Regions from separate parts of the Homo sapiens genome. Here regions 1, 3 and 4 are each linked to region 2. A link is a contact called in ENCODE Hi-C or POLR2A ChIA-PET data. All regions are on one chromosome and are shown on one strand. Each heading gives the region's core, a stretch centred on a gene start or an enhancer-like site at or near the end of the contact. The rest is flanking DNA. Distances are from core to core; before and after follow the strand shown. Region 1 has its middle 28 kb from the start of INO80C. Region 2 holds the start of RMP24 (ribonuclease MRP subunit p24). Region 3 overlaps GALNT1 (polypeptide N-acetylgalactosaminyltransferase 1). Region 4 holds the start of ZNF24TR (ZNF24 transcription regulator).

Region 1 (3,583 bases), core at 908-3,407, 450 kb before region 2:
GAGAAAACCCTAGAGAGATCACTCCTTGCCTCAATATGGTCCCCATCCTTGCTCTTCCTGTTCTGGAGACAACTTCCTCTTTCTCCTCTCCTTCCCAGCCCAGTACTTCCCCCCCTTCTCCTCCCTGCCATCCCCTTCACACACAAGCTCTTTTTTCCCTCTGGTGTAGTTCGACCCTATAGTAATTTCTTTCTAATTCAGATCAGTGTGCCTGTGTTACCATGGCAACCTGCTGCTACCAAGGCTTCAACGAAGTCACTTCTCCCCTATATTTTTAATAGAAAATCTGCACTCTACATCTTGTCCTATCCGACCTGCTACTGCCAGTTTGAACAAAACTCCAGCCCCAGTTTCCCAAATGTCTTTAAGTATTTTTATACATCATCAATTGAGTTAATTCCAAATACATCCATGCAATTTTCTCCATGGGGGTGTACCTGGCTTTCTCAGTGAGGGGTGGACAAGTTGAATTTGTACTTATGCAGTGGGATTGACAGGAGCTGAACAGTGAATACTGAAGAGGGAAGCGGCTCGGGCGGAACTGCTGCTGCCTCACAGGGAAGGCAGGAGCAAACCAGAAACCCAACCCAAGGAAATTCTCCAGGCCACATGGGTCAGGCATGAGCTTGTGAAATCTCCAGCCATGGAAATACCCAGAACTCAGCATACTCTCCAGGCCCTTCTGAGCAGAAGGTCGCAAGTCTGGTGCAGAGGAAATGAAGCAGCACACACTTTGGAGTCAAGCAGATTTGAGTATTATTTTCAAGTCTGTCGTTGAACTAGCTGTGCTATGTGAGCTTGGGCTAGTTCCTTAACCTCTCTGACCCTCGGCAGTTTATCTTTCAGAGTTACTGGGAGAAACACATAGGCTAATGCATGTAAAATGGTCTAAAATAGTTCTCAGTCAGCACATACTTGGTAAAGAGTAACTGCCATTATTACAGTTATTATAAGGAAAACCCTCTGAGGAAGCATCGAGATACAAAGCCAGAGCTTGGGCTCAAGAGGCATATACCAAGATTACCAAATAATCAGGCTAACTGCAGCGCTGATAACCCAACCCGAAAACACAGTCCAGACACACCAAGATTCAGGATGTAAGCAGTAATTGGGAGCAACAGCACCAGGTCTCGTTACAATTACATGCTGTCATAAGAGCAATAAGCTAGAGTTGACCCGCAAATAAACCACATGTTAACTGCTTCCAGGTCCTCTCCTCTTCTCCTTGGCCTGTTTGCAGCTGATATATGAGTTAGGCAGGCCAAGAACTGGAATGGAGCAGTGTAAGGGAGAGAGCTTGCATTTATTCCATATGGGAGAGCCAGGTGTGACCCAAAGTCAGGTCCCTGCTTGGGCCCAGAAAGGAAGGCTGGGTACACACAGAAGGAGCCATTTGACCTGAGCTGGTTCCAAAGGACTCATGAATGTAGGACTGCTTCCAAGGCTTTGAAACTCCACCTCAAAAAATATGGCATGCAGATGACTATTAAATAGTCATCTATTTGTATCATCTATACATCTTACACCTGTAATCCCAGTGCTTTGGGGAGCCAAGACAGGAGGATCACTTTAGACCAGGAGTTCGAGACCAGCGTGGGCAACATAGCAAGACCCCATCTCTATAGAAAGTAATAATAAAATAAAAAATTAGCTGAGCATGGTGGTGCACACCTGTAGTACCAGCTACTTGGGAGGCTGAGGTGGGAGGACCTATTGAGCCCAGGAGTTGGAGGCTGCAGTGAGCTATGAGCATGTCCCTGCACTCCAGGCTGGGTGACAGAGCAAAACTCTGTCTCAAAAAATAAAAAGTCTTAACGGAGTGCATAATAGAATGTTAAGACATTTTCAAATGTAAAGAGTAACAGAGACCAGATCAGCAGTGCTGTACATATGAAGAGTGTAAGAAAACAGCCACTAGCTCAGTGACCCCTTCTGAGATGTGTAAGAGGAGCTTGGAGAAGAGCAAGTCAAACTAGTGGTGGTTCCTTCTTTGGAGAGTTGTTTCCTAGGCAGCAATGACAGGAAGCAGGACAGGAAACTTGGCATGTATCTGTTGGAAGGTCGTGGGCTGAAGGTGAGACATTGTGGCTAACGCTGCCTCCCATGATGGAGGAAGAAGAGGCATGTCTCGGATCCTCCTCCAAGTCACGTGCAGCCTGGAGCTGGGCTGGTGTCAACTAAGTGCTGGCTCTGCGGAGACTCTCATTCAGTAGCTGCCTGGAGGGAGCAAGTGAAGCTCTTTCCTATTTGTTTTGAGCTTTAGAAAAGATAAAGCAAACAGGCTGGGTGCAGTGGCTCATGCCAGTAATCCTAGCACTTTGGGAGGCTGAGGCGGGCATATCACTTGAGGCCAGGAGTTCAGGACCAGCCTGGCTAGCATGGCAAAACCCCGTCTCTACTAAAAATACAAAAAATAAAAAAATAAAAAATTAGCCAGGCATGGTGGTATGCGCCTGTAATCACAGCTCTCCAGGAGCACAAGAACTGCTTGAACCTGGGAGGAGGAGCTTGCAGTGAGTTGAGATAACACCACTGCACTCCAGCCTGGGCAACAGAACGAGACTCTGTCTCAAAACAAAAACAAAAACAAAAAACAGCAACAACAAAAATGAAAAGATAAAGCAAACAAGAAGTAAAGAGTTGTGTATAAAGCACTTGCAATCCTCTAAGAGCTAAAAATAGCATAAGGCTACTTAACACCCAAATAACTGCCTGGCTGCTGGGGACCCTGCAAGCTCTGCACTGAGTAGGAGGAAAAGAAAGGAGGCAGAATCATCTCCTAACAGACAAGTGCTGTTAGCAGACGAGGTCTAAAGCTGTGCAAGCTTCAGGAAGAACAAAAACCAAACACTTGGCTTCAAGCCCCACGAACCTGGGAGGCGGAGGTTGCAGTGAGCAGAGATTGCGCCACTGCACTCCAGCCTGGGAGACAGAGTGAGACTCTGCCTCAAAAAAAAAAAAAAAGAAGAAGGTGAAGGGGAGCTACCATGTGCAGAGAGTACATGGTAAGAGATCAGGGAAGTGGGGTGGGAAGATGTCATGTTCTTTTTAACAACCAGCTCATGCAGGAACTAATAAATGCCCAAGGGAAGGCATTAATATATTCATGAGGGAACCACTCCCATGACTCAATCACCTCCCATTAGGCCCACCTCCAGCATTGGGGATCAGATTTCAACATGAGATTTGGAGGTGACAAACACCCAAACCGAAGCAAGCTCCAAGAGAAGCTGTCTCCTTCTGACCTGAGGATGGGAAAGGGAGCCCATAAGACTCAGAGAGAGTGGGAGACATTCCCCTTTATTTTTAGTCATTTATTTTATCTCCCACCCAACCCTCCAGGAAACCCCATGGTGGTGACAGTGATAGTAACAGCAGCAGCAACTGAAGAGGCACCTAAAATTCTGAGGGAGTAGAACCCTTCTCTCTGACCAGAGGGACTATAGTCCGAAGAGCATAGAGAAAATTTGAATTGTTTTTTGTCTGTGTCTATTCTCCCACTGCTTGGCTTTGGAGGAAAGATGCAGTCAGAAGTATGCTACAGAGTTGGGAAGCTAAATTTTCAGTTTCTAGACGGAATACC
Region 2 (3,232 bases), core at 397-2,896:
ATCCTAACACTATGGGAGGCTGAGGTGGGAGGATCACTTGAGCCCAGGAGTTCAAGACCAGCCTGGGCAATATAGTGAGACGCCCATCTCTACCAAAATAATAATAATAATAACAACAACAACAACAACAACAACAATACCTACGCATGGTAGTGTGCCTGGTTCCCAGCTACTAGGGAGGCTGAGGCAAGAGAACCCTTTAACCCAGCCCAGGAATTCAAGAATGCAGTGAACTGTGATCACACGACTGCACTCCAGCCTGAGCAACAGAGTGAGATCCCATCTCAGATAAATAAATAAAGCAGGCTAAATAAGGGTCCACTATCCAGAACATACACATTAAAAGAACCTTACAACTTATCAACAAAAAGACAACTCCAATAAAAAATGAGCAAAGAACTTAAACAGCCAAAGATACATAAATTGCCAACAAGCACATGAAAAGCTGCTCAAAAGCATCAGTAGTCAGGGAAATGTTAATCAAAACCACAATGAGATGCTACATCATACTCACTAGGAAGGCTAGATTTAAAAAAAAAAGAAAAAGAAAAGCAAATGTTGGTGAGGATACGGAGAAACTGGAACCCTCATTAAGCACAGAATTACTACATAACCCAGCAGATCTACTCTTAGGTATTATACCCCGAAGAACAGAAAAAAGGCACTCAAACAAATGCATGTACACACATGTTCACAGCGGCATTCATTCATAACAGCCAAAAAGTAGAAACAATTCAAACGTTCAACTGATGAATGGATAAACCATTGTGATACCGCCATACAATGGAATATTATTCAGCCATAACAACGAATGAAGTACTGATACGTGCTGCAAGGTGGATGAACCTGATACATTATGCTAGGTGAAGGAAGCCAGACACAAAAGGTCGTGTGTATGATTCCATTTACATGAAATGCCCAGAATAGGTAAATCCATAGAGACAGAAAGCGGACTGGTGGTTGCCAAGGCCTGGGAGGGAGAGGAGGATTGGCCGTAAGTGCTTCATGGAGTTGGCTGTCCTTCGGCGAAATATTTTGGAAATAGCAGAATGGTGCTTGCACAACATTGTAAATTTACTAAACGCCACTGAATTGTTCACCTTAAAATGGTCAATATTACGTTATGTGAATTTCACTTTAATTACAAAAAGAGAAACGCTAGCGTTTACGCAGGCGGAGGGCAGGCTGGACTGGGGACGCTCCTCCCGGCCGCCTCGTTGCTGGCAGCGCTTCCGCCCGCCGGCGCACCAGTCAGTACCGCGCCCGGCGAATGTGGAGGGCGAAGCTGCGGCAGGGCAATCACAAAAGGGCTGTCAGAGAGGAGGCGAGGCGGGAGGAAGATGGAGAGGCGGGTGGGAGCCTCACCTTTGGACTCTATCGCCACAGCCCGGTCTAGCCGCTACGCCCGAGCTCAAGTCTGACTCGAAACTCCGCTGGGTGCCTGAGAGGACCCGGCAGGCCAAGGGGTGGAACTGAGGGGGCGGGGACGCGGCGGGCGGGTGGGGCCGCCTCCCGGCTGGGCACGCCTCCAAGCCAGACTGGACGCGAAGGAAACCGGAACCTGTCTGCCTACGGTGCCTGTTTCCGGAAGCAGCTTGAGTCCGGACACCAACGACGGGGACGCTGGGAAGCCGACTTCCGGCGCCCTATTTTCTCACCTGGTTCCCGCGGCGAGCCAGCGGCAGCGGCGGCGGCGATGAGACAGAAGCACTACCTTGAGGCTGCAGCGCGGGGACTGCACGACAGCTGCCCGGGCCAAGCCCGCTACCTCCTGTAAGAGGACTGGAGGGGAAGCGGGAGGCGAGCGGGTAGGTGTTCCTTTGCTCCTCACAAGTCTCTTTCTCTTTTACAGCTGGGCCTACACTTCGTCGCACGGTAAGAAGAACGCCTGTCTCTTGTGCTTTGGGCTCTTGTCGCCCCGCTTTCCTCTGTTCCGCACAACGCTCAAATAAGGCCGATGGACTCACTTCCCTCCATAAAAACAACAACAACAAAGCCCGCATGTGTCTCGGTTTCGTGAAAAATCCAAATTCTTTAATGTGCCTTGTCTTGCTTTGTTAGCGGCATTTGACACATTGATCAGTCTTGAAATAGTTTCCTCCCTTGGCTTCTAGGTCATTACGTAGTTCACCTCTTCATTTATTACTTCTCGATTTGCTTTGCTGGTTCCTCCTAATCTCCCCAAGCTTTAAGTATTGTCGTGGCCCAGTACTCAGCCCTTGGACCTCTTTTCTAGGCACACTCGCTTCCTTGGTGACAGTTTTTCATCCAATCTCATGGCTTTTAAATACCATATACTGAGGACTTACAAATGTATATACTCAGCGCAGACCTCTCCTCTGAATTCTAGACTCATATATCCGAATGTCTTCTTGACAAATTCTTTTCAATGTCTAGTAATTCAAACTTAGCTAATATGTCCAAAACCTGAGCTTTAACCCCCAACAAGATCCTCCAGTTTTTCTCATTTCAGTAAATAATTCCATTCTTCCCTTACAGTTATTGAGCCCAAAAACCTTGGAGCTATTCTTGACTCCCTAACTCTCTCTCCTCCCCCAGGCCAGTATGCGAGCAAATCCTGTTGGCTTTAAAATGTAGCCAAAATCAGCCAGGAGCGGTGGCTCACCCCTGTAATCCCAGCACTTTGAGATGCAGAGGCGGGCGGATCATTTGAGGCCAGGAGTTCGAGACCAACCTGGCCAACATGGCGAAACGCTGTCTCTACTAAAAATACAAAAAAATTACCTGGCATGGTGGTGCACGCCTGTAATCCCAGCTACTCGAGAGGGTGAGGCATGAGAATCTCTTGAACCCGGGAGGTGGAGGTTGCAGTGAGCGGAGATGGCGCCATTGCACTCCACTCCTCACCACATCCATTGCTACTACCCTGCTCCAGGCCATCACCAGCTCTCTCCTGGATTAATAAAAGTGAAAGTCCTTTAAAAGGATTGTAAGGCCCTGTGTCATAGACCTGCATACCTCTCTGACGTACTCTTTCCTTCACGCAACTCCAGTCACACTAGGTCTCCTTGCTTTTCTGTTTCAGGGCCTTTGCAGGTACTCTTCACTCTGCCTGGGATTCTTGCCTCACATATCTGCTTTCATGTGAATCCTCCATTTCCCTCTGGTCTCTATAATATCACTCAATGAAGCTTTCCCTAGCCACCTATTTAAAATTACAGTAACTCCATCAATACTTCTATTCCCCCCTCCTATCTTACTTTTTTATTCC
Region 3 (3,668 bases), core at 656-3,155, 280 kb before region 2:
TCACAGTGTTGAGAGAGTTCCCCATGGATGTTGTTAAAAACTCTGTTTTGAAGAGAGAATGGAAGAAGCAACATAGATGAATGTGTACAAGTCTTGCAAGGAATTTTCTTGTAAAAGAGAGAAGATAAATAGGTGGTAGCTGGAGGAGAATATGGGCTTAAAGGGGTTTTTATTTCTTTATTAAGATAAAACTGTGCTGATATGAGCAACCCAAAAGAGAAAATTTAAAGATGCAAAAGAAAGAGCCAACTTAACACCCATTAGAATGGCCACTATCAAAAAAACAGAGAATGACACATGTTGGCAAGGATACTGAAAAATTGGAACCCTTGTGCATTGTTGGTGTGAATGTAAAATGGTACAACTGCTATTTAAAAATAGTATGGAGGTTTCTCAAAAAATGCTCAAAAAAGAGAACTACGATATTATCCAGCAATTCCACCTCAGGGTATGTATCCAAAGGAAATGAACGCAGGGTCTGAAGAGTTACTTTTACTTACATGTTTATAACAGCACTATTCACAATAGCCAAGAAGTAGAAGCACTCCACGTGTCCGTTCATTCTGGCCCAGCTAGCAATGCTTAGGCATTGTCCAAAATTGGGTCAGTTCAAAGTAAAAAACTCCTCCTTCTTGGTTCTAAAGACAAGCTACAGAGTGACTGCTATAAATCGTGATACAACGTACAATGGAATATTTTTCAGTCTTAAAAAGGAAGGAAATTCTGATACATGCTACAACATGGATGAACCTTGAGGACCTTATGTTAAGCATAATACGACAGTCACCAAAAGAGAAATGCTGTATGATTCTCCTTATATAAGGCAGCTAGAATAGTCAAACTCATAGAAACAGAAAGTAGAATGGTGGTTACCAGGGCTGAGGGAAGGGCCTAAAGAAGAGTTACTTCATGGGCATAGAGTTTCACATTTGCAAGATGAAAAAGTTCTGGAGATTTGTTTCACAACAGCCTGAATATACTTAACACTACTAAACTGTACACTTGAAAACAGTTTAGATGGTAAATTTTATGTTATGTGTTTCTGCACCAGAATAAAAAGAAAGAAGGGATCTGTTGTTATGGGTGTCATGTATTTGGGTGGATAGGAGGTGAAATCTGTACACAAGTAGAGGGTGTTGGGTGGGGGTGGGAAGAAGAGAGGTCATCTCTTATCATGGGGAGGAAGGTAGAGGAATGGGAACAAGTGCAGGGCAGCTGTAGGTTTGGAGGTGGAAACTGGCAGTTTGTGGTGGAAGTGTGAGGACCTTCTCTTCTGGTGGCTTGTTTCCTCAGTTGAACACAAGATTATGGGCTGAGAGTGAAGAAGGTGTTGGTGAGGGGGAATTGGGGAAAGAGAAAAGGATGTAAAATAGAAATGTAAGATAAGGGAAAGCAAGTAGATCACTGAAGGAAGCCAGATGGTGGAGAGTTGGTGAAGCCATCTGGCCTGGTGTTTTCTTCAGTGCCAGGGCAGGCACAGACTTACGCATTTATCCTAACAGTTACTAAGGCTACTTCAGGATTGACTTGAGCTCCCTACCTCTGAACCTTGTTGTGATTTAAGGAATTTGTTTTCAAACAAGTGAGGGCTACATTGAGTTTCTTGAGCCTTTCATTCTCACTGATGCCTCATTAATGGGAATGTGTTTTCCTTTGCTGTGACCTCGTACTGGTCAAAGAAGGCCCAGGGTGAGTGGTGCGCCAGGGAAAGATTTCTAGCAGTCACTCTGCAGCTTGTCTTTAGAACCAAAAATGAGGAGTTTTTTGTTTTTGTTTTGTTTTTTTTGAGCTGACCCAATTTTGGACAATGCCTAGGCATTGTTAGCTGGGCCAGAGTTCGGGCGTGTGACAAAGAAACACTTGTCTGCTCCATGGTAGATGACTGCCAAGGCAAGCTTGCGTCTTACCTGCCTCTTGCCAGCTGGCTTCTGGGCAAGTCGCAGCGTTTACCCTCTGTGGCCTGCTTGTTATCGCCTTATTAACTTAACAGCTGGCCTTAAGCCTTGTACGCCCTTAATACCAGGCCACATCCTACAGGTTAAAAGTGTCATTTCTAGATTGGAGGTCATTCTTAAGAGTACCCACCATAGTGCAGCCCAGGGATCTTATGCTTCTGATCACAGCTTCACCCATGTGAGCCTTCCTTTGCTAGCAACAGTAATTTAGCCTTTCATAGATCTCTTCTCATGCTTCAAGGGTCCAGGGAAACCTGAAATCATAGGATTTTTCAGCAGAAAGGGAAATCAGAAAATGTAAATATGACTAGGGTAATAGATATAATTTAGGGCATCTGGCTTCAGCTAACGCTGACGTTCGTAGTTCCTGTAGGACCTGAACAAATGTGTTTCATTGTGGTATCTGATAGTTGTTAACTCAGGAGCTGAGTATTCTAAACAACAAAAAGTAAACAATCTAGACCTTTACTGGTTTAGTCAGTTTTAGGGGCTGACCAATTGCTTTTCCAGGCAGATCTAATAATCCTAACATTTACTGAGCATGTACTTTATGTCAAGCACAAATCTGAATGCTTGATGAATATTAAAGCACAACACTATAGGATTGTGCTGTTATTTCCACTTCACAGATAAGTAAACTGAGACACAAATAAATGGTTTAAAAAACACGGCTAAACTCACAACCATCTGGTTTGAGAGCCTGTGCTGTTAACCCCTAATGTCCGTATTCTTTCTCAAATCTAACCAGTATTTCCCTTGCAGCAGAGAGTAGAAAAGTGAATCCAGATTCACTAATGCTAGATTATAAAAATGGTTTAACAAAGCTCTTACATTGTCCACCCTAATGGAGATACTGATTCTGGAGGAGACTAATAGTAGAAACAAAGAAACTTAAGCTCTAACCTCTTGCCTGGTTTTCCAAGAATGGGTGCATTCACAATTATTTTCAATTCCTAATGTCAAAAATAGTAGTTTTAAAGTGGCAGTCAGGTACAGCTAAGTTGCTACTTCCAAAGGGGGGTTGAAGAGTTGCTGGGTCTGTGGATAAAGGAAAGAAAACCAACGGTTACTGTGTGCCTGCTATGTATCTGTCCCTGCTAGAGCCTCTGTATGTATTATCTCATTTAGAGCACTTAACAAACCTGAGAGAGAGAGAGATTTATCCCTGCTTTACCAATGAGAAAGGGTTCTTATAGCAGTGTTTTTAATTCTGTGTTGTAAATAATATTGATATCTGATGTCCCCAAGGTGCTCAATTAGAAAGGCGAAGTGCTGGGGAGAAGGAGGTAGATTTTGAGGTCAAATATGTTTGGGCAATACTATTTTACATCTTACATCCATCTGTACCACCATTCCCCGGTCCTACCAATAGTCATGATATATTAAAAGGCTTTGAGAAGTCCTTCAACAAAGAAACCTATTTAAATTTATTTAACTAGTATTTCCCAAACATATCTGATCATAAAACACCTTTTTTATTGGGGCACCTTGCAAGATGCTGTTCTTCAGATTGTGGTTTTTGGAATCACAGTCTTAGAGTAAATAACCTGCCCAAGGTCTCATGGCTAGTCAGGAATGAAGCACCATCTGCATGTCCCCACAATCTAAACTCTCACCCCTACAGACACTTTGAAAGTGTGGATATTCACACACTGTAAGTCAGACACTGCTGTGATTCAAGTAGAAAAGTTTGTTTCTAACAGCTCCTCACCC
Region 4 (3,352 bases), core at 615-3,114, 510 kb before region 2:
TTTGTGAGAATTCCAAAATATTATCAAATATCAAAATATATCAGATTCCCAAATGTCTCAAAATTTTAAAGTTTTTTTTGTTGTTGTTTGAATGAGGATCCAAATAAGGCCCACACATTCCCATCAGATAGAATATTATTTTAAATGACACTATTGTTTCATGCATTTGTAAGAGGGCATAATTTGTAATCTCTCCCCAGGATATCTGTCCTATTTGATAATGGGGTCAAGTTCCATAGTCCATTGATTTCTTTCGTTACCCTTTATTTTTACTAAGTTAAACTCTCCCAATTTACAGTCACTGGAAAGAGTAACAAATATCTGGTATCTTTTTCCAATGACTATGGATTCAGAAATTAAGAGATTTCTTACTGCAAACATGTTTAGCCCTCCACCAGGTGCCAAATCAATCATGAAACACATTTAAAATTTGGACAGATCCATGCTTTAACTTGGGAGATGGGGGAAAATGGGTCCCCCTCACCTACAGGGACTGCCTTCTGGCTCTGAAGAGCATATTTTCAACGTTACAGGTCGTTTTAAACCATGCCTAATACCAGATTAAGAAAGAGTCAAACTCCAGTCAGAGCAGACTGGACCTGAGTTTGGTCTTAAGAGGATTTCTCAAGTCCAGCTAATTGTTTTTCTCTTAAAGTGTCTGAGTTTTTCTTTTGGATCCTGCAGACCAATACCAGAACTGACCTCTTATCAGAGGCAAATGACCAGTAGATATGCCGTGATGAACAAAGTCATTCAAAGTTGTCAGGAGGACACTGAAAGTGTCAGGCAGGGTATGAGGTGATCCTGAAGCAGGATTGGAGCCAAGTAGAAGAGGAAGAGGGTGATGTAGGAATGAAGAGGGAGGAATCTGCAATGGCATTCATAGTTGACTCCAGTGTGGGATGCCATGTAAAAAGGAACTCTAAATTCACACATACATGCACACACATCCCAAAGAAACCCCTTGCAATTTGCTCATGGCCTGGGATGGAAAGAGCCAGCTGATCTGAGAATAAGAAAATGTACCTTACATGAAATATTCTCTTCATAGTTACAGCAAATGTTCTCAACGCTGGCTGCACATTAGAAGCATCTTGGGAGTTCAAAATACTATGTCCGGGCCCCTGCACAGGCCAGTGGAATCAGAATCTCTGGGTATTTTTAAACCTCCCTCACCATCCCCCTCCTGGACACCCCCCACCCACACAGGTGATTCTAACGTGCAGCCCGGCCTGAGAACCACCGGGGTACAGCATGGACAGCAAGGGCTATTTCAGTACAGGATCAGTTAATGAGCAAGGGCTCATTATTCAAAATACTCACAACTTGAAGCTTGGTTTGGCTCAGCCTGGACTTCTGGAGCTTGGGGTGAGAAGCAACCTAATCTTCAGAATTCACAGCTCTCCCGCAAAAACAATGTCAGCAGGGAGAGCCTGGCAGGGGAATGGGAAAGGAGGTGTGAGGTGTCCTGCACACGAGCTTCCCTTCTGCCCGGGGAGAACACTGGTTCTCTCACTCCTGTGTGCATGATGATCACACGGGGATATCTGTCAAATGCAGCTTCCTGGGCCCCACTCCCTGGGTCGGTCAGAAGGTCTAGGATGTGGCCCAAGAACCTGCATTTTAGCGGGTCTCCAGGTGACCCTCTGAGGGTTTATGGAACAAACACACATCCATAAACCGAGAGGCCTCCAGGAGCAGCAGTCTGTGGGTCCTTCCTGATGAACACGTGTGGAGCAGGGCTTCCCTCTTCAATCCTGGGCCCTGCCCCTGGAGGGTCTGAGCAGTAGGTCTGAGGTGTTGCCTAGCATCAGCATTAGAAGTGATTTCAGGGCACTGCCCAATTGGGGACCTTCATGGAAAAGAAGTGGACCTGCCCCAAGTTTTCTCTGTACAATAGAAGGTGGAAGCGAAGCAGGAAGGACCCTTGGCTCATTCCCTCCTTGCTTCTACCAAAACGGAAGCTGGCGTTTTTCCTAGGCTGACATCTGGCAGGAAGTACAAGCGGAAACCAAACAGCAGCCTCTGGTCTTTCAGAGACCATTGATTTCATCAGCAAAATGGGTCTCAAAGCTTCATCAAAGTGGGTCTCAAAGCATCATCAAAGCAAACATGCAAATTCTTGGGCCCCACCCCAGACCATCTACTGATCAGGTACTTCAGGGAGACAGGCTCCCTAATCTGTGTCACAGGAGGCTCCCAGGTGACTCTGATGCTTGCTCGGTGATTGTGGGCTTAGGAAAGGCCCCCACCTCTTCTGGCCATCCTTTCAGGTCCCTTGTCATGGAGGCAGGGGGAGGCCCCACAGCACCTCTCCCGCTCTCGGTTTGTTATTGGGAAGGTGCTGAAGGATGCTGGGGCTGCCAACCTGGAGGAAAAGGAGCCTGGTTCCAGGCAGCTGCCACTTGCACAGGCTGCTCTCCCAGCTGACTTGCTTTGTTTTATTTTCTCTAAGCCTGAAGAAGGGCTTTCCCCAGAGAGAAAGGACACCTGGTGCCTAATTCCCCAAAGCAGAGGCAGCTGTGGTCCAGAAGCCCCAGGGCCTGTTTCCACTGTCCTCCCTGGGGAAATGCGGGTATAGGGCCCAGAGAGGCCCAGGACTTATCTCGACACTCTCCTTTCCCCGGCCAAGAAAATGCTTCCTCTTCTTGGAGGATGGAGATGCAAACACTCCCTTTCTGGAGCAGGCTGCAGCCAGAGGGGTGGCATCCTGTACCAAGACAAAAGCCCTTTTGGGACAGAGTGTCAATGCTGGTACTCCACACCTCCAAAGATGAGGGGAGGCCGATCTGAGGCAGAGGCACATGTGAGAACCAGCCCAGTGGGACAGAACAAACTACTTGCCTCTTTCTTCTCTGGACCCAATTTTGGAATTCTTCTAAGCATTCTGATCAGAGACAAAGACTAACATGCTCTAAAAGGGGGGTCACCAGGATTAGAAGTAATCCAGACCTGTTGTGGATTCACTGCAGAGTCTTTAAATGTGTTATACGGGGTTCACCACTTTAAAACAAAAATTCAGGGACTTGGGATAAATGAAAAGTATGGTTTTATTGTATCTTCTTGTCAAACACCTTTACTTGAGGCAACAACTGAAGTATAATTTAATTCAGCAGGAAATATCACACTTGGAGGGAAAACACACACTAAAAAAAAAAAAAACCCTTAAATTAAAGCCAAACATTCTTTCCAAGGCACAGCACTGGCATTTTCAGATTGACAGCAGAACGAGTTTGTTTCCGTGAAACAAAATCATGAGTCCAGAGTCTGTTTTTGAAACAGCTTTCCACTTCATCTCCCTTTCTGGGGCTCAGGGAACGATGCTCGTGGCCTTCCTCAGGGCCAGGTAGCC

The links. Hi-C counts contacts between places; a loop is a spot of excess contacts on that map. ChIA-PET counts read pairs that join two places held with the same protein, here RNA polymerase II (POLR2A). Pooled maps may share reads with other maps.
Region 1: a loop to region 2 is called in a pooled map, with 3 times the contacts of the local background. The contact joins the enhancer-like site here to the promoter of RMP24 in region 2. A Hi-C loop is called at or near these places in 4 of 50 pooled maps. POLR2A ChIA-PET finds 5 or more read pairs at or near these places in 2 of 52 experiments (OCI-LY7 and activated naive CD4-positive, alpha-beta T cell).
Region 3: a map of dorsolateral prefrontal cortex shows a loop between it and region 2 (3-fold over the local background). The contact joins the enhancer-like site here to the promoter of RMP24 in region 2. A Hi-C loop is called at or near these places in 1 of 168 maps with a recorded cell type or tissue (dorsolateral prefrontal cortex) and 1 of 50 pooled maps. POLR2A ChIA-PET finds 5 or more read pairs at or near these places in 2 of 52 experiments (PC-9 and WTC11).
Region 4: a loop to region 2 is called in a pooled map, with 2.8 times the contacts of the local background. The contact joins the promoter of ZNF24TR here to the promoter of RMP24 in region 2. A Hi-C loop is called at or near these places in 1 of 168 maps with a recorded cell type or tissue (endothelial cell of umbilical vein) and 7 of 50 pooled maps. POLR2A ChIA-PET finds 5 or more read pairs at or near these places in 1 of 52 experiments (activated naive CD4-positive, alpha-beta T cell).

The regions. Positions count from the first base shown.
Region 1 is chr18:35,523,829-35,527,411 of GRCh38, forward strand. No RefSeq gene overlaps it. Among named protein-coding and RNA genes, the nearest start is that of INO80C, 28 kb to the left of the region's middle. Within about 2 kb of position 2,158, at least 10 of the 41 ENCODE cell types and tissues checked have a DNase peak (open chromatin) inside an H3K27ac peak, as active enhancers do.
Region 2 is chr18:35,971,033-35,974,264 of GRCh38, forward strand. RMP24 (ribonuclease MRP subunit p24) reads left to right here and starts at 1,647. Exons shown (of 5, transcript NM_031446.5): 1 at 1,647-1,773; 2 at 1,853-1,875. The coding sequence starts at 1,697. It overlaps LOC105372066 (a long non-coding RNA gene), which reads right to left and starts at 1,419. Exons shown (of 4, transcript NR_188032.1): 1 at 1,366-1,419. RefSeq lists silencers at 1,134-1,428, 1,368-1,517 and an enhancer at 1,437-2,329.
Region 3 is chr18:35,694,131-35,697,798 of GRCh38, forward strand. All of the region lies in intron 9 of GALNT1 (polypeptide N-acetylgalactosaminyltransferase 1), which reads left to right. It overlaps LOC105372064 (a long non-coding RNA gene), which reads right to left. Exons shown (of 5, transcript XR_935377.3): 3 at 2,859-2,993; 4 at 2,086-2,209. Among named protein-coding and RNA genes, the nearest start is that of MIR3975, 100 kb to the left of the region's middle. Within about 2 kb of position 1,906, at least 8 of the 41 ENCODE cell types and tissues checked have a DNase peak (open chromatin) inside an H3K27ac peak, as active enhancers do; they include dorsolateral prefrontal cortex, where a contact is called at or near this core.
Region 4 is chr18:35,465,301-35,468,652 of GRCh38, forward strand. ZNF24TR (ZNF24 transcription regulator) reads right to left here and starts at 1,865. Exons shown (of 3, transcript NR_186612.1): 1 at 1,027-1,865. INO80C (INO80 complex subunit C) reads right to left here. Exons shown (of 5, transcript NM_194281.4): 5 at 3,033-3,352. The coding sequence ends at 3,311.